2 separate regions of the Homo sapiens genome follow, and region 1 is linked to region 2. Evidence: read pairs that join two places in POLR2A ChIA-PET (ENCODE). Cell type or tissue: PC-9. All regions are shown on one strand. Each heading gives the region's core, and the rest is flanking DNA. Links, peaks and the distances in the headings are about the cores only.

Region 1 (4,401 bases), core at 132-4,131, 110 kb before region 2:
CCATGCCCAGGTAATTTTTGTATTTTTTAGTAGAGAGGGGGTTTCACCATGTTGGCCAGACTGGTCTCGAACTCCTGACTTCAGGTGATCCTCCCACCTTGGCCTCCCAAAGTGACGGGATTATAGGCTTCGGCCACAGCGACCAGCCTGTTTCCTACTTTTTAAAAGAACCCTATATATGCCACCAGGCTGCCTCTCCATGCAACTTTGATAAAAAATTTTTAATTGGGAAATTATAGAAGAGGATAATTATATATTAAGTTTTCAATATAGGTCACATTGATAAAGCAGAGACAAACCTGGAATCTGTCATTTAAAGGGATTTAGTTTCAGTGAGACTTTTCATGCCACCCTGAATATATTCCTATCCATTTTCTTTATCTATTGTAAATCTAATGTTTGTTAGCTCCGAACTGCATGGATTTCAGGCTTGTTTAAGCATTCTGAAAGGCCAAAATTACTATATTAGTCCCATTGTCATTGAACTCTAAGACGGTTCTGTAGAGAACTGATTATAAGAATATGTATAGTAGGTAGAAGCCAAACTATGTTGAACTAGGGCACAGATCCAGTTGTTTCTATTTGAGAATACAAGCTGAATTAGCAGTATTTTCATTTTTTTAAAAAAATATATAACATAAACTTTCCTAATTCTAAAATGATGACAATTTTCACTCCCTTTTATCCTTTTCCCCAATCTCATTCTCCTCTCCTCACATGCAATCATTCTAATGCAGCTATGTGACTGAATGTGTCCTACGTGTACTATGTTTTGCATGTGTTATAGCATTATATATCTAATTTCATGTATTTTTTCCTACACAGCACTATGTTTTTAAGATCCATCCACTTGCTTTCTGTGTACATCTTGTTTACTGCTTCTAACTACTGTATATTAATCAAAATGTACCTTCACTACATTTTTGCTTATCCATTCTCTCAATGATGGAAACCTCCAACTCCTTGCCCACAAATAATACTGCATTTTTCATAAAAAAGCACTGTGCAAGTGAAGCAATATGTACAGACACGTTGAATTTAGCCTCAGACTACACATTTATTTATAACCTCTAATGTAGACAAACTTCTTGCTCAATACCTGAAATTTCTTTTTCTTTTTTTTTTTGAGATGGAGTCTCACTCTGTCACCCAGGCTGGAGTGCAGTGGCACGATCTTGGCTCGCCACAACCTCCACCTCCCGGGTTCAAACAATTCTCCTGCCTCAGCCTCCTGAGTAGCTGGGACTACAGGTGCACGCCACCACGCCCAGCTAATTTTTTGTATTTTTAGTAGAGATGGGGTTTCACCATGTTAGCTAGAATGGTCTCGATCTCCTGACTTCATGATCCACCTGCCTTGGCCTCCCAAAGTGCTGGGATTACAGGTGTGAGCCACCGTGCCCAGCCCCAATACCTGAAATTTCTTATATCCTAATTCCCAAAAAATATAGTAAAAAGAAAAAAAAATCAGTGAACACATTTACAGAATCCTGTCAGCCACCCAAACATAAGAGCTATCAGTCATTACATGTGACCAAGATGACATTATTCTAAGAGAAATGTAAAAACTACTAAGACAATAACTAAAGCAAGCCTACTCATCCCAGGAAACAGTGAACAGCAGGTATTTGCTGCCATTTTGTTGCACTGCCACTCTCAAATATGGTAGGTAACTTTTTTTCTTTTTCTGGAGATAGGATCTCACTGTTGCCCAGGCTGGAGTGCAGCACCACAATCACAGCTCACCGCAGCCTCGACCTCCCAGGCTCAGATGATCCTCCCACCTCAGCCTCCCAAGTAGCTGGGAATACAGGTGTGCGGCACCAAGCATGGCTAATTTTTGTATTTTTTGTAGAGAGGAGGTTTCATCACGTTGCCCAGGCTGGTCTCAAACTCTTGGGCTCAAGCAATCCACCCGCCTCAGTCTCCCAAAGTGCTGGGATTACAGGAGTGAGCCATCATGCCCAGCCCATGCTAGGTAATTTTAAACCAGTAAAGAATGAGCTGGGTTTGACACAATGGACCTCACCTCTATGAGTCACAGACATGCCTTTTCCAATCTCAAGTTAAACCACATAGAAACTTCCTGTTTAGGAAGTAGTTGAAGTGAGAAGCAAAGTCAGGAAAGCATATAAAGAAAAGCTAAGCTTTCATTCATATCCTTGAATGAAAACAAGCCTGTTTGAAAAATGCATTAAAAATCTAATATTAAATTGTTTCAGTTCAGAAACCTTGCTCTGCTGCACTTTAAATAAATCTCCCACTGTTGTTTTGGTTTTGTTTCCTTGACCTGGGTACCAGACTGTCTTGGGGGCACGCCTGGACCGAGGGGCAAGTAAAGGAGGAAAGCTGTGGGAAGCCATTTTCTGAGCATCTAAGCAAAAATAGCTAGAGGCTTCCAAGTATAAACGAATTTTGCATACTGATTAAGTAACTCCTTTAAGAACCTAAAAACATCCCAAGTAACAGAGAATAAACTGAATCAAACATACTTGCATTTTCCACCAAAACTTTGGGCACACGCTGGCGGTTCATTAGGAGTGGGAAAGGATCTCTCCCATCATTCCGTTCGTGGACCTCTCGAATTTCCACCGTATCATCCATAAGATAGTAATGAATGATGTAGGTCCGACATTCACCATACATGCTGTCTGTATCATCCCAGATTGCATAGAATCGAAGGACCTTTGAAGAATCCAAAGTAGTGACTCAAGAATCCTAAAAGTAGGGAGTTCAACTTGGCTACTTTGGCAATTATGTATCAACGATGGAAAGACTAGCTGGAAAGACTATGAAGTAATTTCAGATGGGGTAAATTGAAAAAAAAAGAAATATTCATCAAACATACTAAAACATCTGAAATTATGTACTATATGTCAGCAGCTGGAAAGAATTAAATAATAGGATTATAAGTTTGTGCCAAAAAAGAAGAGCTCACTTTGATCCAAAATATTAGTCAGTGAAAGAGAAGCTAAATTAAAAGAGCAATGAAGTTCTTTACATAGTGGTATATATATATTAATAAAGGTACATGTGAATATGGTTTATATATAATTAGTGTAGAAAAAATTTTTATTTATTAACCAGTCTTTTTTTGGTCCCATCAACACATATCTTCTAGCAATAATATAAACACAATCTTTTTTTTTTTTTTTTTGGCTAGGCTTCTTCAAATCGTGGGAATAAACACAATCTTTAAATACAAAATAATAACAGATATATGACTGATATGAACAAAATCCTTAAAAGACCATGCTAGTGCTAGTTTACATTTTCTGAACTAAAAGGGGTTAAATGTCTAAAGAAAAGGAGCAGCAAAGAAGCACTGAGGGTGATCTCTTCCTTTTCTTTCTCCCTTTAGTACAGAAAGGGAAGGATTTAAATCTGCTTATACACATCAGCTCACAAGGGAGAGGATTAGGAAGGTTGGAACAGAGTTGGAAAATGCTCAGAACATTCTGGACTCCAATATTAATATAACATTTAACAAGGAAGCATCTGTAGTGGGGCTTCTGTGAAATTAAACATTTTAACATTACAACCTACATGTATGCATATTTGTGAAATTTCCTAATAATCGATTTATGGTTTCACAAAGGAGTCTATGAAATTAGCTCATTTTAAGGGAAAGAAATTGTCAATTGGAAACGTAAGGTGGGAAGCAGATGTAGCTCAGGAATTGCTTTGAGATTTAAATGTTTGGTGAGGTTCACAAAACAACTCCGCAACTCCACGATCTTCTTTGGATCTCCATATGAAATGTAGGCATTCCTGTACCTGTAACCCTTGATGAAAGCAGAAAGACAGTACTGTGTCCAAACAGTTCAATTATAGCTGTAATGTTTCAAAATAGTTACCAATACAGCTACCCAAACCTTTTGCCAATAAATGTAGGTCACATTTGGAAATAAGTAAGCCTATTGTGGTTCCTATGTCACTTACCTGTTTGTCAAAGGTGAGAAATTGCTTGAGTTGATCAAAGTCTGATGGGGTGACATACTTACGAAGAGGCTGTTTTCGGAGTTCAGTGTAAGGATCAAGAGCCATCTTCTCTGGTGGATTTAACTCAATTCCTTGGCTTTCTAAAAATACCTAAATAATTGAAAGTTAACAATGATCATCTTTCTTGGAGCTTTTCAGAGTAAGTTATAAACTGATTATATAAAAATAAGTGTATGGGCCAGGCACTGTGGCTCAGGCCTACAATCTCAGCACTTTGGGAGGCTGAGGTAGGAGGACTCCTGAAACGCAGGAGTTCACAATCAGCCTGAGCAACATAGTGAGACCCTGTTTCTACAAAAACATTTAAAAGTTAGACTGGTTTGATGGCATTTGCCTGCAGTCCAGGCTACTCAGGAGGCTGAAGTGAGTAGACTGCTTGAGCTCAGGAGGTCAAGGCTG
Region 2 (4,401 bases), core at 199-4,198:
CTCCAGGCATGAGACACTGGGACAAGGACACTGGTTAGAAAGCAGTTGTAGGTGCGAGATGCTAAGAGCTTGAAGGAAGGCAAGGTTACTGTGGCTGAAGAGCAAACACCAGATCCAAGAGGTATTCATAATTAAAGGCAAAGTCAGTAGCATTTGGTGGCTAATTATAGGTAGGAAGCTGGATCCTATGCTGTGCATTCATATAGATTTCCGTATTTTCCATGTCGTAGTTTTTTATCTCACTATGTTGGAATTTCTTATTAAAGCCTTCTCCATGACAGCTAAAATCATGTGAATCTTGTTCACGGCTATGCTCCCAGGACAAAGCACACTGCCTGATAGATACAAGTCTTTTAAAAAGTTAGCTAAATGTATAAACAAACAAATAAATGAGATGAAGAATTACCTGCACATAGAAGGCCTAAGTGACTGGTGGTTAGGGAAATTACCAACTAACAGAGGAAGTAGAGGAGGAAAAGGAGATTTGATTCAAAAATTGCAGTTTCATTTTGGTCATGTTTTATTTGAGGTATCTATGGGGTCACCAGGGAAAATACTCAGCTGCAATTGAAGACTGGGGCGAGTTCTGGTCTGGTATGATAGATGAGGAGGTTGTTAGTGGACATTCATAGCACAGGTATAAGTAGGACAAGTACAGGTTGAGAGGGTAAAAAAAGAAGACAAATGACAAAGAAGTTACTTCTTTTTTTTTTTTTTTTGAGACAGAGTCTCGCTCTGTCGACCAGGCTAGAGTGCAGTGGCGCGATCTCGGCTCACTGTAACCTCCGCCTCCCAGGTTCAAACGATTCTCCTGCCTCAGCCCCCCAAGTGGGTGGGACTATAGGCATGTGCAGCCATGCCAGGCTAATTTTTTGTAGTTTTAATAAAGATGGGGTTTCATCGTGTTAGCCAAGATGGTCTCGATCTTCTGACCTTGTGATCCGCCTACCTCGGCCTCCCAAAGTGCTGAGATTACAGGTGTGAGCCACTGCGCCCAGCCCAAATAAGTTATTTCTTTTTTTTTTGAGATAGAGTTTCGCTCTTGTTGCCCAGGCTGGAGTGCAATGGCATGATCTTGGCTCACTGCAGCCTCTGCCTCCTGGGTACAAGTGATTCTCCTGTCTCAGCCACCATGCCCAGCTATTTTTTTTTTTTTTTTTTGGAAACAGAATTTCACTCTTGTTGCCCAGGCTGGAGTGCAATGGCACGATCTTGGCTCACTGCAACCTCCGCCTCCCAGGTTCAAGCGATTCTACCACCTCAGCCTCCCGAGTAGCTGTGATTACAGGCATGTGCCACCACACCCGGCTAATTTTGTATTTTTAGTAGAGATGGAGTTTCCCATGTTGGTCAGGCTGGTCTCGAACTCCTGACCTCAGGTAATCTGCCCGCCTTGGCCTCCCAAAATCCTGGGATTACAGGCATGAGCCACCGCACCCGGCCTATTTTTATTTTTTTATTTTTTTGTATTTAGTAGAGACGAGGTTCCACCATGTTAGTCAGGCTGATCACAAACTCCTCACCTTAGGTGATCCACCTGCCTTGGCCTCCCCAAGTACTGGGATTACAGGCGTGTGCCACCGTGCCCGGCCCAAAGAAGTTATTTCTAACCAGAAGGCTGGCAAGTTATTTTGGTTTTGTCACTTTTTTATTTCTATGGAGTTATAATTCACATACCATAAAATTCACCTGTCTTTTTTCTTTTTAGAGACAGAGTCTCACTCTGTCGCCCAGGCTGGAGTACAGTGGCACAATCATAGCTCACTGCAGCTTTGATATCTGGGGCTCAAGGGATCCTCCCATCTTAGCCTCATGAGTACCTAGAACTGGAGGTGCACACTACCACACCCAGCTAATTTGTTCACAGAGATGAAGTCTTGCTGTGTTAACCAGGCTGGTCTTAAACTCCTGTGTCAAGTGATCCTCCTGCCTTGGCCTCTAAAGTGCTGGGATTACAGGCATGAGCCACCATGCCCAGCCAAAATTCACCATTTTTTAAGCGTCTAATTAAGTGGGTTTTGGTATAATTAGAAGGTTGTACAATGGTCATCATTATCTAATTCCAGAATATTTTTGTCATCCTCAAAAGAAACCCCACATCCATTAGCAGTCACTCTGCATTCCCTGTTGCCCCTAGCTCCTGGCAACCACTAATTATGCTTCTGTGTCTGTGAGTTTGCCTATTGTGGATATTTCATACAAATGGAATCATATAATATGTGGCTTTTGTGTCTGTTTCCACTTAGCATAACGTTTTCAAGCTTCATCCATTTTGTAGGGTGCATCCGTACTTTATTCAGAAGACTGGTGTTTAACTTTTAGCAAAAGTTTTTGCATTCCCATCCTTGACTTAGAAGGCTTTCCCACACCTTTAGAGTACATCCTTCAAAATCCAAATGGAGGAATGTCTCTTTATTAATCCATAGAATTTGGAAAATCTTTATGCTGAAAGGAGCTGTAGAAAGCATCCTCAGCTGCTCCCTGAAGGCGTCCCTGACTAGTCTAGCCACAGGAAACTCTTTTCTGACTCCTAGGGCACTCGCTGTGTAGGCTATACAATTAAATGCCTAGTTCTGTAAATGTTCACTGTGTCTGACTTCTCAAATCAGTGTGAAAACTTCTGGGGGCAGAGTGTAAGAGGTATCTTATGCTGTATTTTTCCTTTATTGTTTGCAATACTTAGCACACTATTGTATGGAACTCTTACCTATAATCAAATAAAAACCAAAATGGCACTTAATCCCTCTAATTGCTAAAAAGTTTCCAGGAACATTATTACTTCATTTTTTAAAAGGGTTGACTGTTTCTTTCTTATACTCTGTAATGTACTCTTGGATTCTTCCTTATACTCTTGGATTACTGCTCAATTCACAACAATTATTCTCCATTTTCTGAAAATTGGTCCTCTTTTTTCCTCATCCCAGGCTGATATTTAGCTAGAATGCCCTGGTCTGGCTCTGGAACCAGTGGATTGTTAATGGCTTGTGTCCATTCTCAATGGTTCTGCCCATAACATACCAATTGTTAAAACTGTCAGTATCCCTCCTATGCCACCATCCACATAGTAATATCAACAGGATCCTAGCCTTGTCACAGTTAGATTGTCCAAGTAAGGGTACCTGGCCCAAGCTTTGCCAATTAGATACCCTTCAAGAGGAATTTGGATTAGGTTCATCCTTGCTATGTGATATTTTGAACAACAACAACAACAACAAAAAGTAAACTCAGGCGATGTTGGCAGCATGCTAACTGGAAAACCAGGTGAAACTTGTCTCAGCAGATGACAGAGATAAGAGAGTGAACTAGTTCTAAAGAGAAGAGCAGCTGCAAGAGATGAATCTAAATTCTTAGGGGCATTCAAGTCCCTGCTTCCATTCATTCTGGCAAGCTGGCTGTATCTCTGCCCTTGACTTCCATTACATGCCCATGTATCTTTATGTGTTGAGCTAATGTATTGAGGTACCCATATTCTTGTTTATTGGAGGCAAAGAATCGGAAAGAAGAAGAGCTATTTGTTTTATCCATTCTCCTTCACTGCCTCCTCTGACCATTTCACCAACCCCCAAACACTTTCACCCAGACCGATGTTCCCCTGGTATGCGTCTTTGTAGTTATAGCAGTTGTTAAATACTTTGAATAGCATCCCTTCTCAACCCTTGACCCCTGCACCTACACACACCCTATCCTACATGCTCCTCCCAGCACAATGAGATGGAAGAACAGAATTAGATCTTGTTTGAGCCAAAGAAAATTTACTAATGTCCCATTCCTTGCAAACTAGAGTTTCTAATAAACATCTCTTTTGATCTTTAGCTAGCTCGAGTTTCTGTTGCCAATAACCAGAAGAGTTAAAAGCATTCAGAATGCTTTTAATATAGGCATAAAGATTTTTAAAAATAGAGTCAGAAGAGACGTTAGAAGTCACTTTGTCATTTGACAGATGAGGAAACTGAGACCCAGAAAGCTAAAGAACCTGGTCTGATAGCACACAGATGTGTCAGAGTGAAGACTGAAGGGCTTCTTATATTCACTCTAGAGGCCTGTCCCTTCAATACTCCCTCCTTCTTAGTCTCATACCCCCAGCATCATGGAAATCTGGAATATTCTTGCATTATTTAATGGCAAATATGAATTGGTGTTTGTGCTATTTACCCTGATTATTGTCACTAGTAAGGAGGGTATAACTGCATTTTAGGGAGTGTGTGTGATTTTTTTGAATCAAATCTTGTTGAATTTTTAGGAGATTTTGACTGTGGCTGACAAGTGAGAATTTCTACATGCTGTGGCATAGTGGTTTAATTTGGTAATTGTTAAATAAAGGCAACATTGAACTGGATAGGACACATTAGGAGGATTTTCTGCTCTTTGTTTTTGTTATTACCAAGTCCTCTGACCATCTCT

Evidence for each region. Peaks named below come from ENCODE experiments on the same cell type or tissue, not always from the same donor. Only the 100,000 strongest peaks of a DNase experiment are listed, where the experiment ranks them.
Region 1: POLR2A ChIA-PET joins it to region 2 with 8 read pairs; 1 of 35 experiments calls an interaction of 5 or more read pairs at or near these places.

The regions. Positions count from the first base shown.
Region 1 is chr6:52,452,379-52,456,779 of GRCh38, reverse strand. EFHC1 (EF-hand domain containing 1) reads right to left here. Exons shown (of 11, transcript NM_018100.4): 4 at 3,943-4,092; 5 at 2,493-2,685. Among named protein-coding and RNA genes, the nearest start is that of EFHC1, 34 kb to the right of the region's middle. In PC-9, for the core only: no CTCF peak of the experiment used is centred there; a DNase peak (open chromatin) is centred at 2,049; H3K27ac peaks cover 1,136 bases.
Region 2 is chr6:52,346,894-52,351,294 of GRCh38, reverse strand. No RefSeq gene overlaps it. Among named protein-coding and RNA genes, the nearest start is that of PAQR8, 13 kb to the left of the region's middle. In PC-9, for the core only: no CTCF peak of the experiment used is centred there; no DNase peak of the experiment used is centred there; H3K27ac peaks cover 285 bases.